Regions from separate parts of the Homo sapiens genome. Here region 2 is linked to region 1. Evidence: chromatin loops called from intact Hi-C (ENCODE). Cell type or tissue: heart right ventricle. All regions are shown on one strand. Each heading gives the region's core, and the rest is flanking DNA. Links, peaks and the distances in the headings are about the cores only.

The links. Hi-C counts contacts between places; a loop is a spot of excess contacts. Peaks named below come from ENCODE experiments on the same cell type or tissue, not always from the same donor. Only the 100,000 strongest peaks of a DNase experiment are listed, where the experiment ranks them.
Region 2: a loop joins it to region 1, with 5 times the contacts of the local background. A loop is called at or near these places in 10 of 110 quality-filtered maps.

What each region holds. Positions count from the first base shown.
Region 1 is chr6:46,507,305-46,516,719 of GRCh38, forward strand. All of the region lies in intron 1 of RCAN2-DT (RCAN2 divergent transcript), which reads left to right. Among named protein-coding and RNA genes, the nearest start is that of RCAN2-DT, 20 kb to the left of the region's middle. In heart right ventricle, for the core only: no CTCF peak of the experiment used is centred there; no DNase peak of the experiment used is centred there; H3K27ac peaks cover 7,274 bases.
Region 2 is chr6:46,603,211-46,612,625 of GRCh38, forward strand. All of the region lies in intron 7 of CYP39A1 (cytochrome P450 family 39 subfamily A member 1), which reads right to left. Among named protein-coding and RNA genes, the nearest start is that of CYP39A1, 45 kb to the right of the region's middle. RefSeq lists an enhancer at 1,930-1,979. In heart right ventricle, for the core only: no CTCF peak of the experiment used is centred there; no DNase peak of the experiment used is centred there; H3K27ac peaks cover 960 bases.

The sequences.
Region 1 (9,415 bases), core at 756-8,755:
TATTTAAAAATATGCCACATGTAGTTCTTGAGCATATAGCAAATACTAGGTTGTGCTAGACAGCATGAAAAGATCAAGAGAGAAGGGAAAAAATGGTTTGTCTTCAGGGAGCTTACCATCTCAAAGTGAGATCAGGACACCAATGAATTTATAATAAACTGTAAAGATACAATAAATGTCTTAACAGAAGTAGAAACAAACTCTTGACAGCTTTATATGAAGGACCAGCTACATAAATATTCTTTTTTCTCCATGGTTAAATCTGTTGGTTAATTATTAATGAATCACAGCTTCATAATTCCTGCCTCCTGGGGTGGTTACTCTTCCTGGTTGATATTTCAGTGGGGGAATTCCCTGCATGCTGGAGGACTGATTCCTGGCTGATGTAAATGTAAACTTTATTCATTTATTAAATGTTTTAATAAGCTGAGGGGTGCAGGAACAAAGAGCATGGACCTTGGAATCAAGCAAAACTGAGTTCAAATCTAGGTTCTCACCTCCTTGGGCAAGTTAATTGAGCCTCATTTTCTATTTTAGCATAAGGGAAAGAATATTGAACTTGCTGGTTGTTATAATGATTGATTGAAATAGGTCATAAGGATCCCTGGCCTATGATAAGCAGGATTTATTATCAATGTTGTCAGTAGAAACTATCCACTAGGTGGGTAACCATATTGTTGCTCTGGCAACCTGAGCACTTACCCAGTCTTCATGTACTCACTTCACTTATCTAAGACCTTATTTTGGGTGGTTCAGGGTTGTCTTTGCCCAGTGGAGAGGGTGGCAGACCCTTATAGGGGAGGCTAGCATAGATTGAGGCTGCATTGTGTAGGATTTGGAGACCATCTGCCTGGCTTTAAAGCTGGCCTTTCTACATACCAGCTTGCTACCTGTGTGACACTGGGAAATTGATTTAACCTATCAAGGCTCTGTTTCCCTGTCTGTAAAATGTGAATGCCAGCTCCTAAGTCATAGAGATGCATTACAGGTGTTCACATACAAAAAGTCTCTAAGACAGAGCTTGGTACATGGCTACCCAGCAATAAATAATAGTGATCACTATTAGCTATTATTTAACGATCATTTCTTCTTTTTCCTGGATGCTCAACATCCCATTTTGTTCAGATATAAGGATGCAAGGTGTTCAGGGAAGGGAGGCTGATGCTTTCCTCCAGCCCCAGGGGATGACCCACCGTTGGTATGAACCAATCTTAATAATTCCTTCTGTCCCAGTTTAGGCATGGGTATGTGGTTGATGTCTGGCCAGTGGAACTTAAAAAGAAATCTTCTAGTGGTTTCCAGGGAAGCTTTTTCTCCTTAAGTTAAACAACAACAAAAAAACCACACAGGAGAGCCCTTTGGTTCCTGTGTTAAAAGTCATGCTATCATGAGGGGATGTGATGACTGTCATCGTACTACCATGACAGGAGCCAGGAGAACTACAGAGAGGCTGTCTTGGGGCCCAGACATCAACAGGCTTCTGAACCATCTACTTTTAGACATCTTGTTATTTAAGATCATGAATGTCCTTGTTGTTTAGCTACTTTTAGTCAGGCTTTCTTTTACTTGCAGCCAAAGGCAACCTAACTAATACTGGAGTTCACAGAGAGTGAGAAGTAGTTATTATTATCCCAGTTTCATGGGTGAGGAGCTAAATTTCAGAGATAGTCAACTAATTTTCCACAGGATTATTCAGCTAGTGAAGTGCAGAGAATGAGGGAGAGGGTGAATAAAAGATTTTTTATCTCTTTCCAATGAATATTTTTTGGCCAACCATTTACTTAAAACCTATCTATTGAGCCTACAAAGCAGCCCCACAGGCCTTGTGGCATTTCCTGGCAACAAGGCTTAGGTGGAGCTTCCAACGAGCAGGGTGAGGTGAGCATCTGTCCAGAAGCTGGCACTGCAATGTATGTATTTTTAGGTGTTCAGGGAAAGGTCGGCCACTGGATAAGTTAGGGACACGTCTCTAGTGTGATGAAACATTTCCAAGAAGGCTGAGTTGAGAAGTCTGTTTCCTACCTATTGGAAAAATCACAGAGTACACAATTTGTTTAGTAATTAATGATTAAATTCAATATTAGTCTGAGGAGGCACTTGTTCTAATGCCAGCATTTCTCTGTAACGTAAAAAGTCAGGGTCAAGTAGGAAAGAAACAGTTACCAAGTGTGAGTGCTTTTCTTCCTTTCTTGGTTTGGAGTACTTTCCTGTATCTCTATCTTTAAGAATAACTTGGATCTTCCAGCCTGCTTGTGCTTTTCCATTTCTTCACTCACTCATTTTTGAATTTATTCACTTATTCAATGAATATCTTAAGGTGGCTATTATTTCCTAATTAAGTTGGGGAGAACAGTTATAAACACTCACAGATTATTAAAACCAAGTATAATATTATTATAACAGCTACAATTTCCTGAGATACTTTATATACAGTATTATTAATCCTCTAAACTATTTTTTCAAGGTAAGCATTATTATCTCTAACATTGCAGCTGTGAAAACTAGGTTTTGGAGAGGTCAAAGTAATTTTCCACAGGGTTGTACTGCTTATTAAAGTGCAGAGCTGGGTTTGAACATGGGTCATTTGGACTCCAAAGGCTTATCTTTTCTGCAGTCTGAGAATGAGGAGCACAGTAAAGAGAGGCGGTGTTTTGGGCCAAATCATGGAGTGATAGATATGAACATGGAGTGAAGCTCAGGCAGGGATCTAACCCAGCACAAACTGGGCAGTGGAAATGAGAAGGCTATGTGGAAGAAAGGAAAGAAATGATTCTGTGTGGATAATAGTGACAATGAGAGGGAAGCCAAAAAGGAGTGGTCAGCTATGCAAAGATATCTAGGGTTAACTCACATGATCACACGTCACTGCCAGTTGTTATATAATAGAGAATAAGCCCATTATTTTCCGAGAGATGGAGAGAAGAAAGAAGGCAAAATGGAAGGATGTACACGAGAGGGGCCACACTGCTAGCAGTTCAAGGACTCAAGAAGGTCTAAAGATGTAAATTCATTGGTCAACATAAATTTGATGCTAATACTTAATAAGGAGATTTCTCATAAAATTCTGCATTTACAATGTCTCTTGAAAACATTTAGATTTTCCGTTTCAGGCTTTTTGGAGCCCTCACTTCTAGAGAGCAATTGGTAGCCAGGAGCTGAATAATGACTGGCATTTTTAAATGGCAACTGGTCCACTTATGCCCTAGTGTCTCACTCCCAGCCTTCTTCATGCATCTATCACATTTGCCTAGACCCTGCTGGTATCTGAGTTTGCTACCCCTGATAATCACCAAAGTGTCAGCTGTAGATCTCTCTGAATAGTGTGATTATTGCTGATTTTTAAAAATATTTACTTAACTACATTTTCTAAATTTCCTACAATTACTGTGGATTGCTTTTATAATATGAAAAAATGTGAATGTTATTTTTTAAACTATCAATTCCACAAATATTGAGGGAGGAGCTGTGGCTTGGCAGGAGTCCTGTGAAAAGATCCAGGGGTTTTATTGAAGGCAGGCTCAATGTGAGCCAAGATCATGACACAGCAGCTAGAAAACAAAACAAAACAAAACCTCAACAGATCACTGGAAGCAATGGCCTCAGTGTTCTGCATGGGTCAGGCCTCTGCTGGAACATAAGCCACATTTTATTGGAGAAAATAATAAACTAGAAAGTGTTTGCTGCTGGGAAACCAAGATAGAAGGAGTCTAGAAGTCAAGTTATATGAGGAACAGTTAGGAGAAAATGGACATTTTTAGCTTGGACTTCTTTAGAAAAACCAGAAACCTGTGATAGCTATCTTCAGCATTGGGAAATGTGAAATGTGGTCAAGACAGCATCGATTTACCCAATGTCAATGTAGAAAGCCAGAAAGCACCAGTGAGAGCAACATGGAAGGAGACCCCACTTTCATATAAAACAGGGATTTAATAATACTAATTCATGCAATAGTGAATAGTGGGTTACCTTGTGCATGGGAAAGTTCTACTTTATGAGAAATCTTTGGGCAGAGACTGTATGGCAGCCTGTTTCAGGTGGATGTTTAGGTCAGACAAACCTGAATGTGCCCTCCAAAACCTGGGCTTCTCTCTTCCTTTGACTGGGTTCAGGATACTGACAACTATCCAAATGCAGACCATTGGGATGTAGCCAGGAAACGTCAGCTCCTGTCAACTTTCACGAAGACGTGAAGCACGACTGCCAATGGTTACTCTGCCTCACTCTCCCCAAAGTCATTTTCAGTGGTAAGGCCAAACCCAGAGCGTTTTCCAGAAATCCACATAAGTGCAAGGAACATCAGCTATATTTGTGTGGAAGCGTGGAAGTGCTGTCAACACTCCTGTGGGGAAAGGGCTCAGGAACTCACATTCCGTTAAGCCAGGGTTTATATTAGCCATACTGCCAAGAAAGCAATAGTCCCCAGGTTTAGACAGCATTCGATATTTGCTTCGGTGATCAGAATTCAGACTTAATTTAAACCTATATCTTCAAATCTTATATTTTTAAGTTTCTGGGTCCTGTAGCCAAGTAGTCTGTCCTTGAATGAGGACAGATCTCAAAGCTCCCTGACGGATTACCAATGCATTCTCCTTCTGATGTAAGGAAGTGAATCAAATGTGAGAGGCCCCTGCCAACACCCCCTCTAAGTCTAAGCAATTTTTCTGAAGAAGCACTGGACAAATAAAAATATTCTGATAGTCATATCATGAAACTATGGGAGAGAGGCACATTGTATTAGACATTGTCTCCATACAAAATATCTTAAATCACCAAAATATAAATTCATTAAATTTATGGATCAGAATGCAAAGAGCTGATTTCATCAACTTTTGGTATTTCTATTTTAATATTATGTATCATATCACCCATATTATATATATATATGCACTCTATGGAGTGCATACTGTGTGTAGGCCAGGCCCTGTCTGAGCATCTTATGTGTAGCCTAGTATAGTTCACTAGAACTCTATGAGGGAAGCACAATTAGGAGGAAAGTGATGCACCCAGAGGTTAATGACTTGTCTGAGGTTACAAAGTTAGTCAGGTGACAGGATTGGACCCTATGCAACTGGCTCCTGAGCTGTGGGAAGAACCCAAATCCATATCACTGGTGCTCCAGCTGCCACCTCCTCCAAAGGCTCACCTGCACTGCATCATGCTTTCCTTCCCCAGCAGACACCCTTGGGAAACACTTCCTCCATGGAGGGTGACCATCCACTCTCTCGCCTGGCAAGGGGCTGGAGTCTCCCTAATAGCTGGAGGAACACACAAGTGCGTTGGTCAGATCCTGACTAAATTTATAAAAGTATTCAATGCACGAGCTCAAAATCTCTTCTGCTCTCTGGATAAAGTACAACAATTTCTTTTTCTATAAATACACATGAAATTAAAAATAAGGGAAAATAATTTAATACTTTATTTTATAAAATTAAGTAATCAAATTCCTCCTAAAAGGAGAACAGGGCCAGATTTCTCAATGTTATTAATACTATTTTTAGTACTTTAAAAGCTCAATATACAATCTCTTGACATTTTCCAGTTTTACTGCTTGAATATTTAGAATAGAAAATTACATTTTTTCATGTTTTCATTCTCTTCATGGACACATTTGAAAGACATTTAAACTTCAAACTGCCAAATCTGCCCTTATTGGTTTAGTTCTTTTCCAAGTAATACTAGGACATTTGTAAGTGTTCATATAAATAATTATGTGAAAAATGCTCACCATATTGTTAAGTGCAAAAGACGAGCTGTAAAGTTCTCTATGGTATTATATCCTTTTTGGTAAAATGAATTAAAATATATATAAATACATACAGAGAGGAGGAGAGGGAGAGAGAAAATCAAATTCAAGAAAATCAGAATATTAACAGTGATTATAACTGAGGACTTTATATCTGAGCATTGAGAATTTGGGATATATTTAATTCCTTATTTTTCCTTGTATCTGTTTTCTAAACTTTCTGAATTACTTTTACAATGAGAAAATAAACATACTATTCTTATAATAAGAACTAACATGTATTAGGTGCCAAGTGCTACCCTAGGTGCTCTACATGTATTAATTTGTTGTAATTCTAACATCAACTCTTTGACATGGACAGTGTTATTATTCCCACTTTACATATGAGAAAACCGAGGCAGAGGGTGATTCCATAGAGCCAGGCGTCTGGGTTTCAGACCTGTGTTCTGAACCTTCCAGTGCCTGGACTTAATGAAATAGTAAGTCCCCCACTTTCATTAAGTCCATTAAGTCCCTACCATATAAGACGCCAATCCCTATGTTCTCTTTCAATTTTTTGTTTGAAATCCTTTAACCTGGCACCAGCCATAACCTCCTGCTGGTCAGGCAGTCTCCTCATATCTCCTGGGTATTTGGCTTACAATTACTCTGAGAAGCAGAACACTCAGCTATAAAAAGGTAACTAACGTCACAGAGGAGCAGATGCCAAGGTCCAAATTTGAGCACTTCAGGGTCAGAAGAGGGGTTGATGGCTGAGTGCTCAGGGATCCTTCAAGAGGAGGAGGCTAAGGCCAGGCCTCAGAAGCTAGAGAGGTCAATGTAAAAGAAGATTAGCTTAATAGCTGTTGATGGCAACTTGGTTTTCAAAACAGTATATGCATTAATTATCATTCAAAAAATTCTGAATTCTTATCAAAAATAATTTTAACAACCTTTTTTTTTTTTTTGAGATGGAGTCTCACTGTATCGCCCAGGCTGGAGTGCAGTGGCATGATATCTCAGTTCGCTGCAACCTCTGCCTCCCAAGTACAAGCAATTCTCCTGCCTCAGCTTCCTCAGTTGCTGGGATTATAGGTATGTGCCATGATGCCCGGCTAATTTTTATATTTTTAGTAAAGATGGGGTTTCACCATGTTGGCCAGGCTAGTTTCCAACTCCTGATTAACATACATTTTTAAACTGAGATAGAAGTTTTCCTGCATATAGCTGCCCAATGGTTCTATGATGGATACCATCCCAATGAGCCATTGGCCATTAAACTTTCTAGCACAATAAGAACTATCAGTCTCAGTCATGGTCTTACCTTAAACTGCAGGAGTGTTACATACAGCCTTGGGGTACTCTAGATAAATACAGTTGCCTGAGATGAATAGACGGGGGTCTGATCTGGTTTTGAATATATATATATATATATATATATATATAGTATATAGTATATATTATTATAATATTATATATATTATAACATTATAATAATTATAATCATTATATTATATATATTTTCTATATAATATAATTATAATTATTATATTATAATATTATATATATTATATTTATATTATATATTTATTTATATTATATATATAAATATAATATATATAAATATATATTATATATAAAATATATATTATATATAATATATATTTATATATAAAATATATATTATATATAAAATATATATTATATATAAATATATATAATATATATAAATTTATATATATAAATTTAGATATATTATAGATATATTTATATATAAATTTAGATATATTATAGATATATTTATATATAAATTTATATATATTATAGATATATTTATATATATAAATTTATATATATTTATATAATATATAATATATATTTTATATATATAATATATATAATATATACATATATAATATATAATATATATTATTATATATAAATAATATATATTATATATTATATAAATTATATTATATATACTGAATATATATGTATTCAGTATATATATATTCAGTATATATATTATATACATATATATTCACATATAAATATATAGAACAATTCTTATATATTTGTTCTATAAATATATAGAACAAATTCTTATTTATTACCAACAAAATCAGAAAGATTAGAACATACAGAAAAGCACAAAGAAACTAGAGATCACCATAACCTTACAATTCAAAGATATCCACCGTTGATGGTTTTAGTGCATTTAGTTTCAGTTCTCTCCCTTAACCTGTCTTAAGTTAATGCTATCAGGCAGTCCACTCATTTACTTTGACTATTTAGTTTACAGTTTCCATGAGAAGGCAGAATGCTCATTTACAAACCCCACTCACGCTCCCCCAACCCTCCCCATCTTTCAAATTCTGTATCCATCTATCTATATACTCATTTCTCTTTACATCCATCCATTATCTATTTTTCTATATATCTAACAAACATATGTTGTCTTCCCTCCCCCAAGATTCATTGGGGTATAATTGACAAAATAAAAATTGTATATATTTAAGGTGTACAATATGATGATTTGATATATTTTTGCATTGTAAGATGATTACCCCAACCAAGCTAATTAACATATCCATCACCTCACATGATTACCACTTTTTTGTAGTGAGAACACTTAATATCTACTATCTTAGCAAATTTAAAGTACATAATACAGTATTATTAACTGTAGTCACATGCCATGCAATAGATCCCCAAAATTTACTCATCTTTTAACTGAGAGTTTGTACCCTTTGGCCAACATATACCCATTTTCCCCATCCTCTAGCTCCAGGCATCCCCTGGCTCCTACTCTACTTGCTGGTTCTATGTGAGTTCAACTTTTTCAGATTCCACATACAAATGAGCTATTGCTGTATTCATCTTTCTATGTCTGGCTTATTCCACTTAGCATAATATCCTGTAGGGTCATCTCTGTTGTCACAAATGGAAAGATTTCCTTTTCTAAGGCTGAATAATATTCCATCATATACATAATGTATTTTTTCTTAATCCATTTATTTGTTGATGGACACACGTTGATTCCACGGCTACTGTGAATAATGCATAAGGGTGCAGATATCTCTTCAAGATACTAATTTCATTTTCTTCATTTTATTTCATTTATATATCCTGAAATGGGATGACTGAATCATGTAGTAGTTCTACTTTTAATTTTTTGAGAGACCTCCGTACTGTTTTCTATAATAGCTGTATCAATTTGCATCCTTGCCAACAGTGTGCAAGAGTTCCCTTTCCTCCACACCCTTGCCAACACTTTCCCCACACCCTTACCTCTTGCCTCTTTGATAATAGCCATTCTAACAAGAGTGTGGTGATAGCTTGTTGCAGTATTGATGTTCATTTCACTCCTTTTAAATTTGTTTGGAAATAACTTCAAATGTATAGAAAAGTTGTAAGAATGTGACATTCATAAAAAGGGATCATATTATATATTATGCTTTATAATATTTTTTTAATAATCTAGAAACTCTCCTTACATTCAGGCTTCTTGCTTCTTTTACAATTTAATGTGAATGTTAATGAGTGTTTCAGTATTTGGAGCTAAAACTAATTTATTTTTCCAATCCCAATCTGTCCCTTCCTTTCTTCTTCCTTCCCTCTCCTTTCCTTCTTTCCTCCTTCCCTCCCTTCCTCTCCCCCCTCCTTTCTTCCTTCTTTCTTTCTTTCCTTCCT
Region 2 (9,415 bases), core at 531-8,530, 96 kb after region 1:
AGAAAAATAAAATCTCAGGACCACAAATTCACTATGCCAAAGGGAAATATTAAGCTGGAACTGCCTTTCCTTTTGTTCCTAAGCAAATAGCTACAGATAGAAGGCCAGAGGTCTCCACAGGTAGCTACTCTATGTTTACTTATATAAATTGACCATTTTCTGTGGGCTAGATGAATATACAGTTGACTATTCCTCTATCACCTCTTTCACATGTAAAATGTGGATTCAGTGAACACTGATCAAAGACCCAAAAGAATGCAAGCATTTGCCCCTTTTATCTACCCTCCTTCCTTTTTTCTCCCCTTCCTCTTTCCCCCACTGCCTGTTCTTCCTCCTTTGAACATGGAAGTCCCCAAACTCTCTTTGGAAAAAGCAGGACTCACAAATGTCCCTGTGGTTTTGTATTCCTTTTTCCCGGGCACATCCTTAACCTTGGCAAAATAAACCTCTAAATTGATTGAGACCTGTCTCAGACACTTTTTGGTTTACTCACTCGTTTACACGTCTATGGCTGTTTTCACACTACAATAGCAGAGTGGTGAAAGAGACCTTATGTTCCATAAAGGCTATGTATTTACTCTCTGCCTTATATAGAAAAAGTTTGCCCCTGCCTAGGGGACATCAAGGGGACAAGCTACTGGTTTGCTCCTCATTGTACTTCCTATTGCTTAGAAGTCCAGATTTTATTCCAGCATTTGAATTTTACAATACTATAAATTCTATGTAGTCTTCGCTGTACATATCATTTATATAACCAAGTCAAGTATACAATGCCTAGCATAGTATCTGGATAACCCTGTAAAATATGCTTATTTTACAATATGCTTTCCCTAAGAGGTAGTCTATATTTTACAAGGAAAATTTCTTTCCCTGAGAGGTAGTCTATATTTTATAAGGAAAATGTCTTTGTTTAGAATACATTATAATCATCTTCGAATTATATTCACATACCCAGAGGGCACATGAGAGCAAATGTTAAGGAAATCAATTCCCTGATACTCAACTTCCATATTCACTCTTTTCTAAAACTGATCTGTTGAATAAAAGACTGTGGCCCAATTCTCTTTTCCCATCTCCCCAATACAATCACCTTTTCCTGACTTTACGATGGAATATCTTGCCTCTCAGCTATCCCGATTTTTACTCTAGTGCTTTTTCCTTGAGGTATAAACATCTCTTGGCTGCCAAACAAAAGGGCAATTAGATAACACATGGAACCTAAGGGAAAAGCCCTTGAGAGCAAAGTAAAACAGGCACAGGAAAGAAATACCAAAAGCAGACATGTCTTCTTTCACCTATTTGTCCACTAGTCCTTGCTTACAAACCATGTTTGTCCACCTGATGATCTACGAATCAGAATTCAAAAGTGAGATGAGTGTCACAGCAACACATATTAACATGTTTATTTGAATTGAAAGAATGAAATCAGACCTTTTCTGTTAGAAGATAAATTGGATTGGATGATTAGTTTGGTAATAAGAACTGGCTTTGAGAATTAGGTTATATGGCACCCATTTTTCATAACTGAGTGAACTATAATAAACCTGTAACTTTTGATATGTATTTTAAATAGACTAAGAACATGTAGAAAATATACCAGGAATGATATCCTTTGCAATTACTTAAACATAAGATAGCAACTATTAGACATCAATTTAAAAATCTATGAGGGGATACAAAATTCTTCTAGAATACAGGTATCCAATCTTTTGGCTTCCCTGCGCCACATTGGAGGAGAAAGAATTGCATTGGGCTACATATAAAATACTAACACTAACAATAGCTGATGAGCTTAAAAAAAAAAAAAAGGTCCATGCAAAATCTCATAATGTTTTAAGAAACTTTACAAGTTTGTGTTGGGTCAAACACAAACCTCAAAGCCATCCTGGGCCACATGTGGCCTGCGGACCTCAGGTTGGACAAGCTTCTTCTAGAATGTACTCTAGAAAAAGAAAGCAAGAAAACCACTGCCTAGCAGTATATATGAGAAGATGAAGTCCTATGTTAGAACCCCTGAATGTCCATGGTGAGACAAAGGGAGAGTGAGCAGCTTTGCACAGGAAGTGAAAGGCAACTGGGGCTGCCAGTGTGCAAGGTAAGGAAGACAAAGCTGGGGATTTCCAAGAAGAGAGAGGGCCCAGCTTCAATGATAGGTCACTGATAACCTAGTAGAGTGTCAAGGAAAATTCTTTGGCAGACAGGACTTTTGTTTCTGACTGCAATGTAATTTTTACTTTCCTTGTCCCATATTTTTAATATTTTAATAAAATCAGCTAACATTAACTTAACACTTTGGGAAATAAAGAGCTGGAGGATGTCCAGTGAGGCAATGCAATGCAGAAAACGTGGCAGACACGCAGAAGGGAAAGAGTTTAGAAATTGCAAAATCAGCAAATGCAGGAACTAGGAATCAAGAGAAGGCTAGAAAAAACACAAGCCTCTACCTCTTGCCTCCTCTCCCATTTCTCCCTCCAAAGATAATTAGAAACCTGAGATGGGGTCCAAACAATTTACCTTTATTTTAAAAACCAAGGTGGTTCCAGCAAGCTAGGGCCCTTCACAAATGGACATTATAAATAAATTAGCAGTAGCTTACAATTTAAATTCTAGATCTTACTTTTCAAAAAATTTGTTTTCTCTCAAAATCTATTTACAGCATCTACACTGGACAAATCAATCAAACAATTCCTCTACTTTTTTTCTATTTTATTTTACTGCAGCTATAGGATGCCGAAAAGAAGTATCTTTCTACTTGACCAAGGATAGGTGGCAACTACGGTCAGTTTGTGTTTGAAATCAGATCTGTGAAAATCCAAGAGACTCCACAGTGACCTACATATTGCATAATTCTGGTCTTGGAAAAGTTTGGACTCTAGTAATGGTGAAGTTCTTGACCTCCTTCAGAAAAACATTTTTGGATAAAGTACTCTTAGTAAGTTAAAAAGGGTAAAACGTTCTATATTAATAATATAGAAACAGAAGCTTGTTTTGAATTGAAAACATTTAAAATTATGACCTATAAATGTATTAGAGATGTAGCCTACATTTGGAAAATAAATATTTTGATAAAATATTTTTAGTTTCTCAAATGTCAGTGTCATGTGAGAAAAATAATGTAGCATTCTTGGACCATACAAAGAAAAAGAAAAGGAAATACACTAAGTTTTCGAATGATTCTTTAGTGTAAAAGACCTTTTTTACTATGACTCTTAGAAATAGCTCCGTACCCATACTGTGCATACTTCAATGCACATCTGTGATTTGTTCTTCCAGCATTGTGACTCTAAAATTAGAAGGCTTCACTTGGAAGAATGCCAAGGTAATCATGAAAAGGGCTACAGTCTAATGGAGACAGGGACCAGTACAGATGACAGACCAATAAAGAAACTGAGTGATTTGGGCTAAAATTCAGAAACCATCTGTTTAACTCTTGGCATAAACATGATGAAGGCAAACCTTAGGATGTTGAAAATCAAGTAAAAGAAATGATGATTCTTGCGTTCAGAAATAGCAAAAAAAGTTTATAAAACATTATACATAGTTTTAGGATTGCATACTCATAATGATGTGTATTATAACACATTACATATGTTATATTTGTTAATAATTATAACAAATTGAAATTCTATTACTTTAGCCATTGATTCACTCAATGTAAATTTGCTCCATATCTGTTATGTGCTAGCCTAAGCATAGGTGCTATAAGAGATAGGGAGGAAATAAAACTAATTTATTGCCCATCTAATGTCACAAATATTTTGGATCACTTCATTTATTCCTCATAGATATCTGCCAGCTAACTGAGCCTCAGAGAGGTTAAAATGTTCAAGGAGACAAGCTTGAAAGTATCAGAGCAGCCTTCAAACCTATGTCTGTCTATACTGAAAGCCTTCAACCTTGCTACTACGCCACATTGCTTCCTCAAAGACAAGAAGGGAATGAGAAACACACGGCCACTGCCTTAAAGGATCCTGGAAACAAGAACACACACAAAAAATACCTGGATATAAATATCTCTAAGTTTCATATAAGAGAATTCAAGTGTCTCTTCTCACTTAGGGCTGAAATTTCAACTAAGCCTGGAAGGATGGGTTGGAGTCAGAAAGAATGCTAACTTAAATTCCAAAATTAATCACAAAAATTTCTTGGGCTTAAAAAAAAAAAAAGAACATGAGTCAAATAGAATCACTAAAGGATGTCCTTCTTTGAGAGATGGCTTCTCTAGCTCCTTAATATTTCAAGCCCCTTCCCCCTACACACACACACACACACACACACACATGCATACATGCAGACATAGTAAGTAAATAAATAAATATACATATAATTGTTTCTACAGCTTTGAAGTAATATTCATTAAAAATTTAACTAATAACTTTGGGGAAATAATCCATGTTTTGCCAGAAAAGAAGGGGAATGGTAGGCATTTACTAACTCATTCAGACCTTTGGAAACATAATTTCAAGGAGACTGAACCAGAAGGTGGGGTTGCAAAGTGGAGTTGAATACTGAGGAAACCCCTGTGCTTCTCCAAGAATGAAAATCAGAATGAAAAGATGAAAAAAATGCAAATAATAAAATCCTTCCAAGATTTAAAGAGTGCAACCCCAACACAGTTCACCACCTCTTTCATTACTTTTGAAAGCATGAATTCTCAGTGCTGTTTGCTCCTCTGTGTCATGACTAAGTTTTCCTTCTCAGAGGCTGCCTTTCCATATTCCTAGAACAGCTTGTTTAAAATATATAAAGTTGAAGTGTGTGCAAAAGATCATAGTGCACATGAAGGAGAATGAACTTGGAATAAATATACATGAGATAATAGATGAAAAACAAACAAACTGATTCAATAACCTTCAGCAATGACTTCTATCAACATTTGGTCAATACATCTACTCTTCAAATTTTACAATAGTAATATCTTCAAAAAGTAAAAACCAAATTATAAAAAATTAGTGTTTATACTGTCACTTCAGAAAATTATTCAATAGTTTTGGAAAATATATAGCATTTGTATGACTTCTATGCAAAAATAATGAAGCAATGACAACAATTCCTGTGAGAAAATAAGGGCAGAAAACTGTAACTGTTCAGATTTCTGGCTTATTTTCTCAACCAGAGACCTCCAGATAAGATTCTACAAAGTCAGTTTTTAGAGAACAGAGACAAAGCTAAAGATAAAGAATAAATAAAACTTTACAATAGTCAGTATTCTAGAGTGGGAAAAAAGAGACCCTTACATCCTTCCCTTCATTTCAGGAATTTTTAAAACTTCAATAAAAGTAATGTTCAGCAATTCCATTTTTTAAAATTATATATCTATTTTTTAATAAAATATATACTCACTCTTACGGAGGTGATAATATCTGAAGTAGATAATACCATTCACAATAGGTTTTATTTTATTTATTTATTTTTTTTTTTGAGACGGAGTCTCACTCTTGTTGCCCAGGCTAGAGTGCAGTGGCACAATCTCGGCTGATTGCAACCTCCGCCTCCTGGATTCAAGTAATTCTACTGCCTCAGCCTCCCGAGTAGCTGGGACTACAGGCACTTGCCACAAACCCGGCTAATTTATGTATTTTTAGTAGAGACGGGGTTTCACTATATTGGCCAGGCTGGTCTCGAACTCCTGACCTCAGGTGATCCACCCACCTCGGCCTCCCAAAGTGCTGGGATTATAGGCGTGAGCCATCGTGCCTGGCCTACAACAGGCTTTATAACAGTTATTTATAGATAGCGAGAATGGGCTGGTTACAGATTTGTGGGAATTTTTTTGTGAGACGAGTATTTGTTGACTTGTCTCTAAATGGAGAAAACAATAAACACTTTTGTACAATTATTCTTTTAATTTTGAAAGGAAATAGTGTGAAACTGATCTTTGATTACCGAATAGAAAAATCAATTTTAGGGCCAGGCACCGTGGGCTCACGCCTGTAATCCCAGCACTTCGGGAGGCCGAGGTGGGCGGATTACGAGGTCAGAAGATCGAGACCATCCTGGCTAACACTGTGAAACCCCATCTGTGCTAAATATACAAAAAAAATTAGCCGGGCGTGGTGGCGGGTGCCTGTAGTTCCAGCTACTCGGGAGGCTGAGGCAAGAGAATGGCGTGAACCCGGGAGGCGGAGCTTGCAGTGAGCTGAGTCCGCGCCACTGAGTCCGCGCCACTGCACTCCAGCCTGGGCGACAGCGAGACTCCGTCTCAAAAAAAAAAAAAAAGAAAAAAAAGAAATTTATTGGGTACCTAAAATCAGTAGACAGTAAATGTGATTTTCCTAACATCAAAAAAATTGATTTATCTTTTTTGAAAAGAGTAGAATGGGTCCCTGGAGATTAGTTATGTCTTGTTGCCTCAGTCAGAGAGCTCACAGAAACCTCTTGAAAATGAAGAAAGGAAAAACAGAAGGAGGTCCACACAGGGAAGCTCCAGAGCTGAGGACACATATGTAAAATATAAGCTATTCCAGCCTTCTTTAACACACAAGGCTTGTGCTATCATTCCAAGCAACTTGTAAGCTTACTGTGCTGAGAGACCCTTCAAAAATTCAATATAAAAATCAATACTCTATATTACCTCCCAAATATTGCTTTAACAAAGAAAAATGATTTACTATTTGGGTTTGTTGTTTCTTAAAAAACTTTTATCTCTTTTGTAATTGCACACGTTTATTATTATACATGTTGTGTAAGATAAAATATCTATGGGAAAGATAATAAGTCAAATTATAGAAAATTCAAGGAAGAGGGGATGACAGCAGATGAAAGATCATGATGGTAGCTGTGAAGTTAAATGTCTTTTCACTCACCGCTATCCCCGCAAATTCTTTATAGGTTCTCTCCATTGAGTGCAGGTTTCTAGAATATTAATTCTTTCCAAATGTAGATCGTTTGGGAAATTTTGTCTTGACAATGTGAAACAATTTTTTAAAAAAACTATTTACCCACAGTTTTAGTTTTGAAAGAGAAGATTATAAAGTTGATTTTTATTGGTAAAAGATACACAAGGGTTATGTGGATCAATTGTTTTTCCTGTGCCAATTGTGTACTCTTTTGTTATAGCAGTTTTATAATAAGCTTTAATAACTTATTAAAATCTGGCCTTAATTAGGGTGAATCTGGCCTTACTAATTTACATTTCACGTATACAAAGAGATGGGGTCTCACTTTGTTGCCCAGGCTGGAGTGCAGTGGCACTATCATAAATCACTGCAGCCTCGAACTCTTGGGTTCAAGTGATCCTCCCACCTCAGCATCCCAAGTAGCTGGGACTACAGATGCATGCCACCACATCCGACTAAATTTTATTTTTTAATTTTCATAGAGACAATCTCACTATGTTGCCCAGGCTGGTCTCAAACTCCTGGTCTCAAGCCATCCTCCCATCTCAGTCTCCCAAAGTGCCGGGATTACAGGTGTGAGCCACGGCACCTGGTCACATTTCTAATAATTTTTATTTATAATCACAGTTATTTTTCTATATAGTTTTAAATCATTTAGCTAACTACACTCCCCCAAAAATGGAATTCTCATTATATGTACAGTAATCTGAAAAGTGTATTTTCATATTAAATCTTCCCATCCAGGAAGGTGATATGCCTTTTTCTTTATTTAGATTGTTTTAAAACATACATATTTTAAAAATCTTGTAGTTTCCTCCATATAGGTCCTGCCCCAGTCTGATTTCTTTATGCAAGAGAAATACCAGTTAAATGAATAGGAAGGAGAGATGTAACATGAGAAGGAAGGCTTAAAAAGCAGCTTAAAGTATCTGTGGTGAATACAGACTGGGGAAAGCAAATAATAAGCCTAGAGATTGTCCATGGACTCTGGGAATATGAGCACTGGGGCCTCAGGGATTGTAGCAGTAGCCTGGCAAACCACACATGTTTCTACTCTCCTCCTCCAGCCACCAGCTTCTTCCAAGCATCTCAGTCATTTCTGGCCTTCAGCTCTAGTTCTGACTTTTACAAGGATGGATATGGCCTTTTGGCATGTGAAGGATTTAGGATAAGATTTTATTATCAAAGACATATTCCTATTGAAAAATTACAAGTAATAACCTTTTGGAAGTAGATCCTGCTCAGCTGTTTCAGTTTGACATTCATAACAATAGGCAAAGCCTGGAAAAGGCAGTGATAACAATGGAGTGCGAAAGATATGAAGGACTGACTGCAACGTTTCTGAGAACAGGTTATTACATCCAATGGAAGATAAGGAGAATTGACAGGCTGACCCTCCCAACTCTTTCTTCCATCAGTACGTGCACATATTAAATATCCCAAATCCCATTCTATCATGTCAAAAGAAGTTCAATGCCACTATACCAAGTCAACCATATAAGATTCTACTCTGAAAAATAATATTTGGTGTTATTTTAAGAAGTGCTTCTCTCATATTTTAAAAAAGAGATTATCAATTTCTCTAACTACTGGAGGACAAAAATGGAGCATGCCTCATAATCATGATTTTTTTTCAAGGAATAAAGGATATAGTCCAATACATGATAAATAAAAGGGAGAGAATATTGCCTAAAGAAGATAACAGTGGGTAGATAATAATATGTGAAATAAATTTTGATCTAGAAATACCCTTATGTATAAAGCCAGTGTACTGAGTCTGAGTCCAAATTTTTGGTTTATGTTCTCTGGAGAGATGTCAGCCTGACTTTAATAGTTTTTACCTTAGTATTTCCTAAAGAATAAAAAAAAGATTATCCAAATGTTTGAAAAATTCACCAACAGAATGCTCTGAAGAAAGAATTGTGTCTAAATGAAAAAATGTAGAGAACAAATAAAGCAGATCAACAGTGCTGCCCCAGAATAAGATAGTGAAAGATTTAAAATGAGAGGCACCAGAGTAGAACCTATCTCCAAGCTTATAAATATGAACAGGGATATCAAATAATCTACAGCTATCAGAGGCATCTCTTTCAGCCACTGAAGCTAAGCAATGAAAAAGGAGAGAGTGACTTCACACAAAATCTCTTGAGCTAGGGTATCACAAGACCCACTTTGGGTATTAAAGGTAGAAAACAGTGGAAGAAATAAAGCTTCCTGAGAAATCTCTCCTGGGCCAGGTATTAGACATGCAAGTCTCACCCTAGTCATTATGGCTAGGTTAGTAGATAGGAAAATCACAAGTTATGAGTTCCAAAATGACATCATCCTGATCTTCAAGGCCAAGGGAATAAGAAGATAGCCAAACTGTATATTTGGGGTAGAAAGAATAGTTTCAAATGAACTTTCTTGCATTTATAAATACTTTTTTAAGTAATCTATATGTGGTCTTCAAGGTTGATAAATGAGAAGTAGTTTGTAAGAAGCTCCTCCATAATCTACAATTTCCTGGGTCCATTCTTGGATTTTAAAAGCTAGGCTAGCAAAGGTAAATGAGGCTATGTGAGAAATTTCCTGCA